2 separate regions of the Mus musculus genome follow, and region 1 is linked to region 2. A link is a loop called in an ENCODE intact Hi-C map of the cell type or tissue named here. Cell type or tissue: gastrocnemius. All regions are shown on one strand.

Region 1 (5,000 bases), 280 kb before region 2:
TCTTCAACTTTGCATCCTAAAGAAGTCAGTCTTAAGTGGTTTTCCTTTATCATCAATGCAAGGGTATTGTTGTGGTTGTTTTTGTTGTGTTGGTTGTGGTGTCTGTGTGTGTGTATATGTGTGTGTATTTTGAGAGGTTTCTCTGTGTAGCCCTGGCTGTCCTGGAACTCACTATATAGATCAGGTTGGCCTCGAACTCAGAGATCAGCCTGCCTCTGCCTCCTGAGTGCTGGGATTAAAGGTATGTGTCACATGCCTGGCACAAGGTTTTAACTTAAAACTCTATGTAGCACTGTGGCTGTGGCTGACATTCTTGAGGCCCTGGTCCCATCCTGGGCACCACATGATTTCCGTCTTACAATGGCATTGTGGGTATTAAGATAGGTCAAGGGTGAAAGCGCCTTGGCCCATGCTGTGTCTTGGATGGTTGTTTGTACTCTGCTGAGGAATGTGTAGAGGATGTGAACATTCGGAGATGCCTGTAAGCCTGAGTTCTCACACATCCAGCTGTTCAGTTGATGAAGGACACCAGCTCATTTCCTAAAATCTTTTTTGGATTTTTTTTGCTTTTGTTGTTCACGCATCAGTTTAGACTGATTTTAATTGCATGAATGGTGATGGGGAACCGCCTTTAGACAGAAACCATTGTCTAAAAGTGGAACCACTGTGAAATTTAAAGAGAACAGTTGACTGGACTGGAGGCGGGGACCTGATAGCTCAGTGGGGGCTGTGTGTTCCCAGTCTTCCCAAACTTGATACAATGTTCCCTTCTCCGAAAGGCTCAAGTAGGAACATTTGATTCTAATAAGTATCTGAAAGTGCTATCAGGCCCCCGGCTTTTAAGCTGCTCGTGGGTTTGGCTGATGTAGACTAACTCAGTAGTCAGCTTTCTGGCAGGCAGAATGATTGAGTGGTTAGCCTGGGCTTGTGTCTGTGGTGACGGCGCCATCTCTGTTCCACCAGGAGGCTGAGCCATAACCAATATTTGTAGAGTACCTATTGTATGCTGTGGTGAGACTTATACTGACTACAGCTGGGCCTTGGTTTTCGTCTTTTCCACATGTAGTTTACTTTGGTCATCTGATACTAGTATGTGACATAATCTGTGACTAGCAAGAACACACACACACACACACACACACACACACACACACACACACACACATCCCATATAGACATTCACCTCTGCAGCTCTGAACGTTCATAGCTCCCTGTCAACTTTGTGTTTTAAGTCAGGTGCTTCCATCGTGGTCCTTTGAAGGTCTTGTTAATTGCTTAGAATTGTACTGCCTTTAGTTACTAAGCTTTAAAGACACTGCAGTTGGATGTGGTGGCCCACGGTTGTAGTCTTTTTTTTTTTCTTTCCATTTTTTATTAGGTATTTAGCTCATTTACATTTCCAATGCTATACCAAAAGTCCCCCATACCCACCCACCCCCACTCCCCTACCCACCCACTCCCCCTTTTTGGCCCTGGCGTTCCCCTGTTCTGGGGCATATAAAGTTTGTGTGTCCAATGGGCCTCTCTTTCCAGTGATGGCCGACTAGGCCATCTTTTGATACATATGCAGCTAGAGTCAAGAGCTCCGGGGTACTGGTTAGTTCATAATGTTGATCCACCTATAGGGTTGCAGATCCCTTTAGCTCCTTGGGTACTTTCTCTAGCTCCTCCATTGGGAGCCCTGTGATCCATCCATTAGCTGACTGTGGGGGTTGTAGTCTTGATATCAGCAATGCAGAGGCAGGTGAATCATGAGTTTAAGCCAACCTTGACTATAAAGCGAGACCCAGTCTTAAAAACAAAATCACCATCACCAACAAGATGCATAGGAGCTGAAGGGACAACAGAGTGGTTTGTAACACGTTCTGCTCTTACGGAGGATCCTAGTTCCGTTCCCAGCTGCCACATTGGGCAGCTCATCGCTGTCTGTAACTCTAGCTCCAGGGGTTCCAAGAACTCTTCTGGACTCTGTAGGTACCTGCGTCACATGCACAGCCTCCACTCTATACACATAATTAAAAATAAAAATAGCTCTTTAAAAAAAGGACATATATCTTCCCAGGGATTATTATCTTGCCTTTTCACTTTAAAGTGGAGAGCTTCCTCCTTCACCTTCATTGCATCAGGAAAACACCCCTCGTGGGTTGATGAGCATTGTGGAGAAATATGAAAACAGCCAGCCATTTAAAGCTGAGCGTGTCTGAGCAGGCATGGTGGCACACAGCTTTAATCCCTGCACTGGATGGGCAGAGGCAGGCGGATCTCTGTGAGTCTGAGGTCAGTCACATCTACATAGTGAGTTCCAGGACAGCCAGGGCTTTAAAGTGAGACCCCATCTTTGGGGGGGGGGGGGACACGGAAGCTGAGCATGTCTGCGTCTGACTTTGGGGGGAGTTTGTTCTTTCCGTTTACCACATAGGTCCCTGGGATTGAGCTTGGTGTCCCCTTGCCTACAAACCATCATATTTGATGTTGAGTCATGGAGGAGAAGTTGCTAAGCGTTTTGTGTGTACCCCTCCATCTGTAGGGGATTGCTTCAATCTTAAAATAAGTGACTGTAATGAAGTCTTGGGAAGGTGTGACAGAGCTGACAGTAGCCCAGAGAGGTCTTGGAACTTGTGGCAGTTCCTCTCCCTCGGATTCCGACTGCTAGAATTACAGGCTGGTGCCACTCTGCCAGGCTGCAGCAGAGTCACTTAGAGCAGGTCTTTTCCTTTCTTCCATGATGCTGATGAAGCTCAGCACTGCTCTGGATTTGAACTTGGAACATTTTTAAAGTTTCCATGATTGGTCACAACCTCCCAGATGAGTTTGGAAAACAGATTTTTAAAAAGTATTTTTTTTTTTTTGTACATTTTTTTTTTCCAATGTCTGTGTGTCATTGCATGCGGTACCCATGGAGGCCAGAAGAGGGAGTCAGGTTCCATGGAAATAGAGTTACAGGTGCTTATGAGTGCTGGGTACTGAACTCAAGTGTTCTGCAAAAGTGGCCAGTGCTCGGAACCACCTCTCCAGCCAGCTCCCCACTCCCCCGTTTGTGTGTGTGTGTGTGTGTGTTTGTGTGTGTGTGTGTGTGTGAGAGAGAGAGAGAGAGAGAGAGAGAGACAGAGACAGAGAGACAGAGAGACAGAGAGAGAGCGAGAGAGAGAGACAGACAGACACAGAGAGAGAGAGAGAGAGAGAGAGAGAGAGAGAGAGAGAGAGAGGGAGGGAGAGAGGGAGAGAGAGACCTGTAGGCCACTCACTTGTCCCCAGATCTGTTTACTCTTCTGAGGACGGATTTGCCTCTGGTGTCCTGTCCATCTGTACAGCTACAGAGTTTAGGAAGGAAGTTACATGTAACATTGACTTTGAAAATGTAAACACTCGGGCTGGAGAGATGGCTCAGCGGTTAAGAGCACTGATTGTTCTTCCAGAGGTCCTGAGTTCAAATCCCAGCAACCACATGGTGGCTCACAACCACCCATAATGAGACCTGAAGACAGCTACAATGTACTTACATATAATAAATAAATAAATAAAATCTTTAAAAAAAAAAAAAAAAAAAAAAAAAAAAGAAAATGTAAACACTCGCTGTGTCCCTGGACTTAATAAACCCATCTTACAAAGAAACAAAGAAACCTTGTACCAAACAGAGCACACCCCTGTGGAAGCCCTGGATTCCCAGCCCTTGCAACGAAGTCACGGAAAGTTAAATTCCCTGTACTTTGCTTCCACAGCAGATTTTCTTTTTTAAACTTTGTGCTTAGCCTCCCCCACAAACAAAACACCCACAAACTTGCTGGGGTTTACTTCCTCGGCCTCTGCCTCTGCCGGCCTCTGGCTCCGGGGAGGAAAGGCTCTCCTCACCCCCTGTGCCTCACTGCCCCCGCCTCTTTCTGCTTCCTGCTAATTCTGCAGCGCCTGGAGCCTGAGCCGAGGCTCCAGTGAGCATGCTCACAGCAGCCCTCTACCCCCTCCCAAAAGCAGAGGAAGCTGGTTTACATACGAGTCATACCAAGCATAGCCCGCATGTCAGTGCAGTCAGCTTGCAGCGGGCTGTGAGGGAGAGTGCCTTTGTCCTGAGAAATGTGCTTTGTGTTTTTCTTTTTTACTGCTTTCTTTTTAAACCCCCAAGACGGGCTCGAGAAGTCTTCTGAAATGATTTTTTAAAGCCGAATAGAAGACACAATCAGACACCTTCCACAAGCCCTTGACGGGTTTTGTTTGAGTCTGATTTTTGTGTGTGTGTGTGTGTGTGTATGATTTTTAAAAACCTTTTACATACTTTGTTTTGATCTCCTGAGGCTGGGCCTCTGTCTTCCTGAAGTTTTAGGAGAGCCTGGAGCTACTCAGCTAAGACTGAATTTTGAAACTTTCTCTTTGGGGGTGAAAGCAAAGAACTGTTTTTCTTTGCTAGCCGGACAGATAAATGCTGTTTATGAAGATGGACCTGTTGAACTACCAATACTTGGACAAGATGAACAACAATATCGGCGTTCTGTGCTATGAAGGTAGATGTTCTAGAATGTACTCTTTGCTTTTGTGATGGCCACTCCTCCTTTGGAGGGGGGCTTTGACTGGCTTATGAACATTTTCTTGTCTTTCTTGTGATGGTGGAGCGAGTGGAAAGAGAGTTGTGTACCATTTCAGGACAGTTCGCTTTTGCCCGGCAGGAGGGTGGCAGCCGGGGAGGGCTGGAGGAGACACGCTGTTAAAAGTTTACTTGTGATGTACTAGCAAGGTCTGACAAGATCGTTACATTATAAGTGATTTTTCTCTTTTGATTTTGTTGGCATTTTATGCATAAGTAGGAATTTACAGAAGTAAGGAGAAGTTAAACATGTGGGTGCTGGAGTAGAGGGGAGGGGCCTTGGGACTTATTTTTAAACGTATCACCGTGTACAGTGTTCGGTGTGGACCCTTGCTCTGAATTTCATGTGGTAGAGGAACAACAGCAGAAAGCCACAGTAAGTTGTTGTTTTCCTGAGCCATTGTCTCAGGCATCAAGGGGTTTTTTT
Region 2 (5,000 bases):
GCGTGTTTGCATTATGGGAGGGCACATGTGCACAGGGGTGCACATATGTGCACATTCTTGTGGAGGCCCAGGTTGAAGTTGGGAGTCATCCTCCATCACATTCCACCTTGTTCCATTGAAGCAGTCTCTCAATCAGACCCAGGACTCATCAATATTCCATATCATTAGTCTAGCTAGCCAGCTTGCTCTGCACAGCCAGCCTCTACCCTCCAAGGCTGAAATTACAGACAGGTCATCAAGCCCACCTGGTACTTATGAGGATTCTGGGTCGCTGATCCTTGTGTTTGCATGGCATGGGTAAGCCACTGAAACATTGCTCCAGGCCTCAACTTTTTTATTTGTTTAGACAAAGCCCCACTGTGAAGATCAGGATGGTCTCCAGTTCCTAAGGTACTGAGATGAAACGATTGTACAATTATGCCTATCAGAAGATTGATCTCTTGGTTTTTAAAGACAAGGTCTCTCTGAATAGCACTGGCTACCCCTGTAATTTATTCTGTAGATGAGGCTGGCCTTGAACTCGGAGATCCACCAGAGTGCTGGGATTAAAGGTGTGCACCACCACACCTAGCATGTGGAACTCTTAATCCTTCTTTCTCTGCTTTCTCTGCCTCAGCCTCTCAAGTGCTGAGATTAAGATAATCACTACCAGCCGGGTGTGGTGGTGCACGCCTTTAATCCCAGCACTCCGGAGGCAGAGGCAGGCGGATTTCTGAATTCGAGGCCAACCTGGTCTACAGAGTGAGTTCTAGGACAGCCAGGGCTACACAGAAAACCCTGTCTTGAAAAACAAAAACAAAAAAAAAAAAAAAAAAAAAGATAATCACTACCACCTCATTTAAAGTGTACAATTCACTGACACTTAACTTACAAATAAAGCCTGGTACATAATAGGCATTCGCATGTGTCTTTTATTTGGTATTCAAGTATGCCATTTACTTGGTATATCTATGCATATTTGTTAAACATATATACCAGACACTGCTTTGTATGTTAGGATTTAATAATATAAAAGTCTTGTATCACAGTAGAACTGACTATAAAGAACTAAGTGCATTTAGCTACAGAGGAGAGAGGAAGGCAGTCTAGCAGTTTTCAAAGATACACATGGGGCAACTAAAAGCAAGTATGACTCTAATTGGGCAATGGGCTGTGACTGCAAGCCACAGTCCTTAACTCCTCACATGACTTTTTTGAGTAAGAACTGGGTGGAGGCAAGCTGGAAGCAACAGGAAGTCATGAGCTTTCACAAACCAAGGCCAAAAAAAAAAAATAAATAAAATAAAATAAAATAAAAAATAAACAAATAAACAGTCTATGGGAAAGGAAAAGCCCGAGGCAGAGCCCTCAAGTCTACAAGGCAGACAGGTCTGTTTACCAGTTACATGGGTTTTAAAAAAAGAAAGACAAAGTCAAACCAACATAAAAAGCCACCAAATTAGCACGTTTGAAAGGGAAAGCACATTTGTGACCAGGATTTATAAATAGGATGCCTGATATGGGAGTGAAGCTCTGAGGTGATGATAGAGTATTTGCTGTCAATATGACTCCAAAGTCTCTTTTTTTTTCCCCAGGAACCACTTTCCATTTGTTTACCCCTGTTTCCCCCCTGTATAAGCTATAAGGCACACACACACACACACACACACACACACACACACACACACACACCGTCTTGTAATTTATCCATTAGAAATAGGAAACCCTGGATGTAAAAAAAAAAAAAAAATCAATAAATAGTCCATGATATTATGATGCCCAGCATGCAGGAACACATCAGAAAAACAGGCGTAGTGGTACACACCTGTAATCCCAGGACTCAAGGAGGTGGAAGTAGAAATATAAAAACTCAAAGGCCGGCCTCTGCTTCACTGAGTGTTCAAAGACAGCATGGGGTGCATGGCATTCAGTCTTAAAAAAATAAATTAATTTATACTGGAAAGCTGACTCGACTCAGTGCTTACAAAGACCTGGGTAGGGTTTCCAGCACCCATATCAGGCACAGCTTGCCTGGAGCTCCACTTCTGCTGGGGTCCGCCATGTCTTGTCTCTGGAGGCATGAGACCACACACGCATACACGCACTCAAAGTTACAAATAATTTTAAAGAATTAAATAAAATTGCAGACGCAGGTTGATTCGGTCTCATCTCAAATTCAATTTGGCATGTGCTGGTAATTGAACCCAGGACCCTGGAACGCTGAAGAACCGCTCTGGGACTTAACTACATCCCACACCCGTTTTCCAGTTTGCAAAAGGGTTTGTGTCCGATTGCCTAGGCTGGTTCTAAATAGCAGTTCTCTTGGCTCAGGTTCCCTGCGGCTGGGGTCACCTCTCTCCGCGACCATGCCTGGCTCAGAAACTTTCTGACAAGTGCATTTGCCTCACCAGGCTGATTTCCTATAAAGTACTAATTTGTAATCTCTGGGTCCTTTAAGGGGATGCAGAACCTCTAGTAGAAAAGATTTAATTATGTCCTCCTCATAAGTAACAAGATCAAGTCCCTTCACAGTCCGGGGACACAAGCTTACTCCGTGGCCGGTCCACACACGCCAAAGGCAGCACTTCACAGAATGAGCAACCAGAGGCGCCTCCCGACCCGGAGATCGCAACACTCTCTGCCGGAGTACGAGGGGACCGAGTATAGACAGGTGAAGAATATTCCAGACCAGCCCAAAACTGGCTTCAGCTTTCCTAAGTGAACCCCGCCAGCCCCGGCAGCTGCTCCGCAACCACGGCTTACTTACCGCCGCTCAACTTCCGGCAACCACAGCCCCAGCCGCGCCGCGCGGCCCAATGACGTAATAACCCAGCCCACACAAACGCGGAAGCGCGGCGCGCATGCGCACTACAACAACAACGACAAAAAGGGTCCCCACAACCGCAATAACGGGGCGAAACTAAGGCTAACCTGTAAGCCTTTTGGGGCTTGTAAGGAAGATTACATTTTCCTGCGAGTGACTCTACAGTACTACGGAATTATTATCAAATTCCCAGGGTAGTACTAGAGTACAGGTGTTGAAACAAGGTTTATTTTTATTTTTTGCATTTTTAATTTTTTAAAAAGGTTATGTCCTCCTCATATTTACACTACATAGCCATGGCTGTTCTGGACCTGTATACATATACATCAGTCTAGTCTCGAACTAACAGAGATTGCTTACCTTTGCTTTGCCCCAGTGCTGGGATTAAAAGCTTGCCCAACCAAATATAACTCTGGAAAACCAAATAGAATCTAAAATATCCACCAAGCTACTGCAGCCAGCAACTTCAGTGACTATAAAATCACTTCTTAAGAACCTAATATGGGCCAGACGGTGTGGGATATGTCTTAAATTCCAGCATTTGGGCTGGGCGTGGTGGCACAAGATTTTAATCCCAGCCCTCAGGAGGCAGAGGCAGGCAGATTTCTGAGTTCAAGGCCAGCCTGGTCTACAAAGTGAGTTCCAGGACAGCCAGAGTTATACAGAGAAACCCTGTCTCGAAAAACAAAACAAAACAAAACAAAACAAAAAATCCAGCATTTGGGAGGCAGAGGTAGGTGGATCTGTGAGTAGTGAGTTCTGGGACAGCCAGGGCTACACTATCTCAAACAAAACAAACAAACAAATAAAACGAACAAAAAACTTACTACTGGGAAAACATTTTTTTTTTTGACAGGATAATGAACATAATGAAATGCTCTAGCCTGGGGAGTCTTGCACATGAGTGACTTCCTTAGCGACAAGAGTGTACTTGACTTGATTTAGTTCTATAGTCCAGGATGATCAGAGCTCAAGGCAAGCATCCTGATACCGCATCACCATTGCTGAGATGGCAGTCCACGGACACCTTTCCTGGCACACAGTGCCTTTGGAGTGCCTCTAGGGATTCATCATAATATCTTGGACTATTTATTGATTTTTTTTTACATTAAGGGTTTCCTATTTCTAATGGATAAATTACAAGGTGGTGTGTGTGTGTGTGTGTGTGTGTGTGTGTGTGTGTGTGTGTGTGTGCCTTATAGCTTATACGGGGGGGGGGGCAGAGTAAACAAATGGAAAGTGGTTCCTGGAAAAAAGAAAGAGAGACAGACAGAGAGAGAGAGAGACAGACACTTTGGAGTCAGAGTGACAGGAAATAATCTTAGACTCTGAAAAATAAGAAAAAAAACCCCACAAAATGAGCGTTAGGAAGAAGGCATGAAGTTGGGGAACAAGGAATAACTACTGGAATGGAAGACCACCCTGAACTACAGGTGGGTAAATGTCTCCAGGACCACAACTGGCTACCAATCACAGCTGATCAACAATTTTGCACCCAAGTCATCATCTTGCCCCAAACATCACAGAGAGCAAGATGGAAGGTGTGAATTCCTGCTTCTGATAAGTTTTCTCTGCTTAAGGAGTAACACACAAGACCAGAAAAAAAAAGGCAAATGGGAGCTAGTATAATACAAGAGGGCTGGACCATGCTGTGCTGGATGGACTGTTCCCTCTCCTGGCCAGCCTGTTCTCTGGTGGCTTCTTTGATGGGAGAAGCTAACCTTGGGACAAATGAAAATTTATCTATCCCCACACACTCTTCTCAATATTTTCAGTGGTATGCACAGAGTAGGCTACATTGAAGTGACACTGTGATCATTCTTTTTAGGATGGGGACTTGGAATGCTACATTGGCCTAAAGCTGTAGAACTAGATATCCTTACACTGAGGTTATGCACGGGACTCTGCAAGACCTAGAGCCTAGGTTCAAGATCCTAGGCTGAGCCTGAGGCTGGTCCTTTGTGATTACAGTGAATATTTTTGATTGGGCATGTGCATATCTACCTGGGGGAAACAAGGAACAAAGCACCAAGCAGTAAAAGGTGTAATGTAAGGAACTGTATTAGCTGAGACTTCTCAGGAAGGCACTGCCCTCCTACAAATGATTCCAGAGAACCCCAAGATGATTGTCTTCAATGTAAATGACTCAGAACTTCAGAATGTCAAGGGGTCGACTTGGAAAAACATTGTGTACTTT

What was found. A loop is a pair of places that touch in the nucleus more often than their neighbours do. Peaks named below come from ENCODE experiments on the same cell type or tissue, not always from the same donor. Only the 100,000 strongest peaks of a DNase experiment are listed, where the experiment ranks them.
Region 1: it touches region 2 in a loop (7-fold over the local background); 2 of 42 quality-filtered maps call a loop at or near these places.

What each region holds. Positions count from the first base shown.
Region 1 is chr6:114,920,810-114,925,809 of GRCm38, reverse strand. It overlaps Vgll4 (vestigial like family member 4), which reads left to right and starts at 3,989. Exons shown (of 5, transcript NM_177683.3): 1 at 3,989-4,493. The coding sequence starts at 4,412. In gastrocnemius, a CTCF peak has its summit at 2,887 (motif pointing right); a DNase peak (open chromatin) is centred at 3,912; H3K4me3 peaks cover 1,470 bases; H3K27ac peaks cover 1,819 bases.
Region 2 is chr6:114,640,897-114,645,896 of GRCm38, reverse strand. Atg7 (autophagy related 7) reads right to left here and starts at 2,770. Exons shown (of 19, transcript NM_028835.5): 1 at 2,747-2,770. In gastrocnemius, no CTCF peak of the experiment used is centred here; DNase peaks (open chromatin) are centred at 2,319 and 2,792; H3K4me3 peaks cover 1,614 bases; H3K27ac peaks cover 1,535 bases.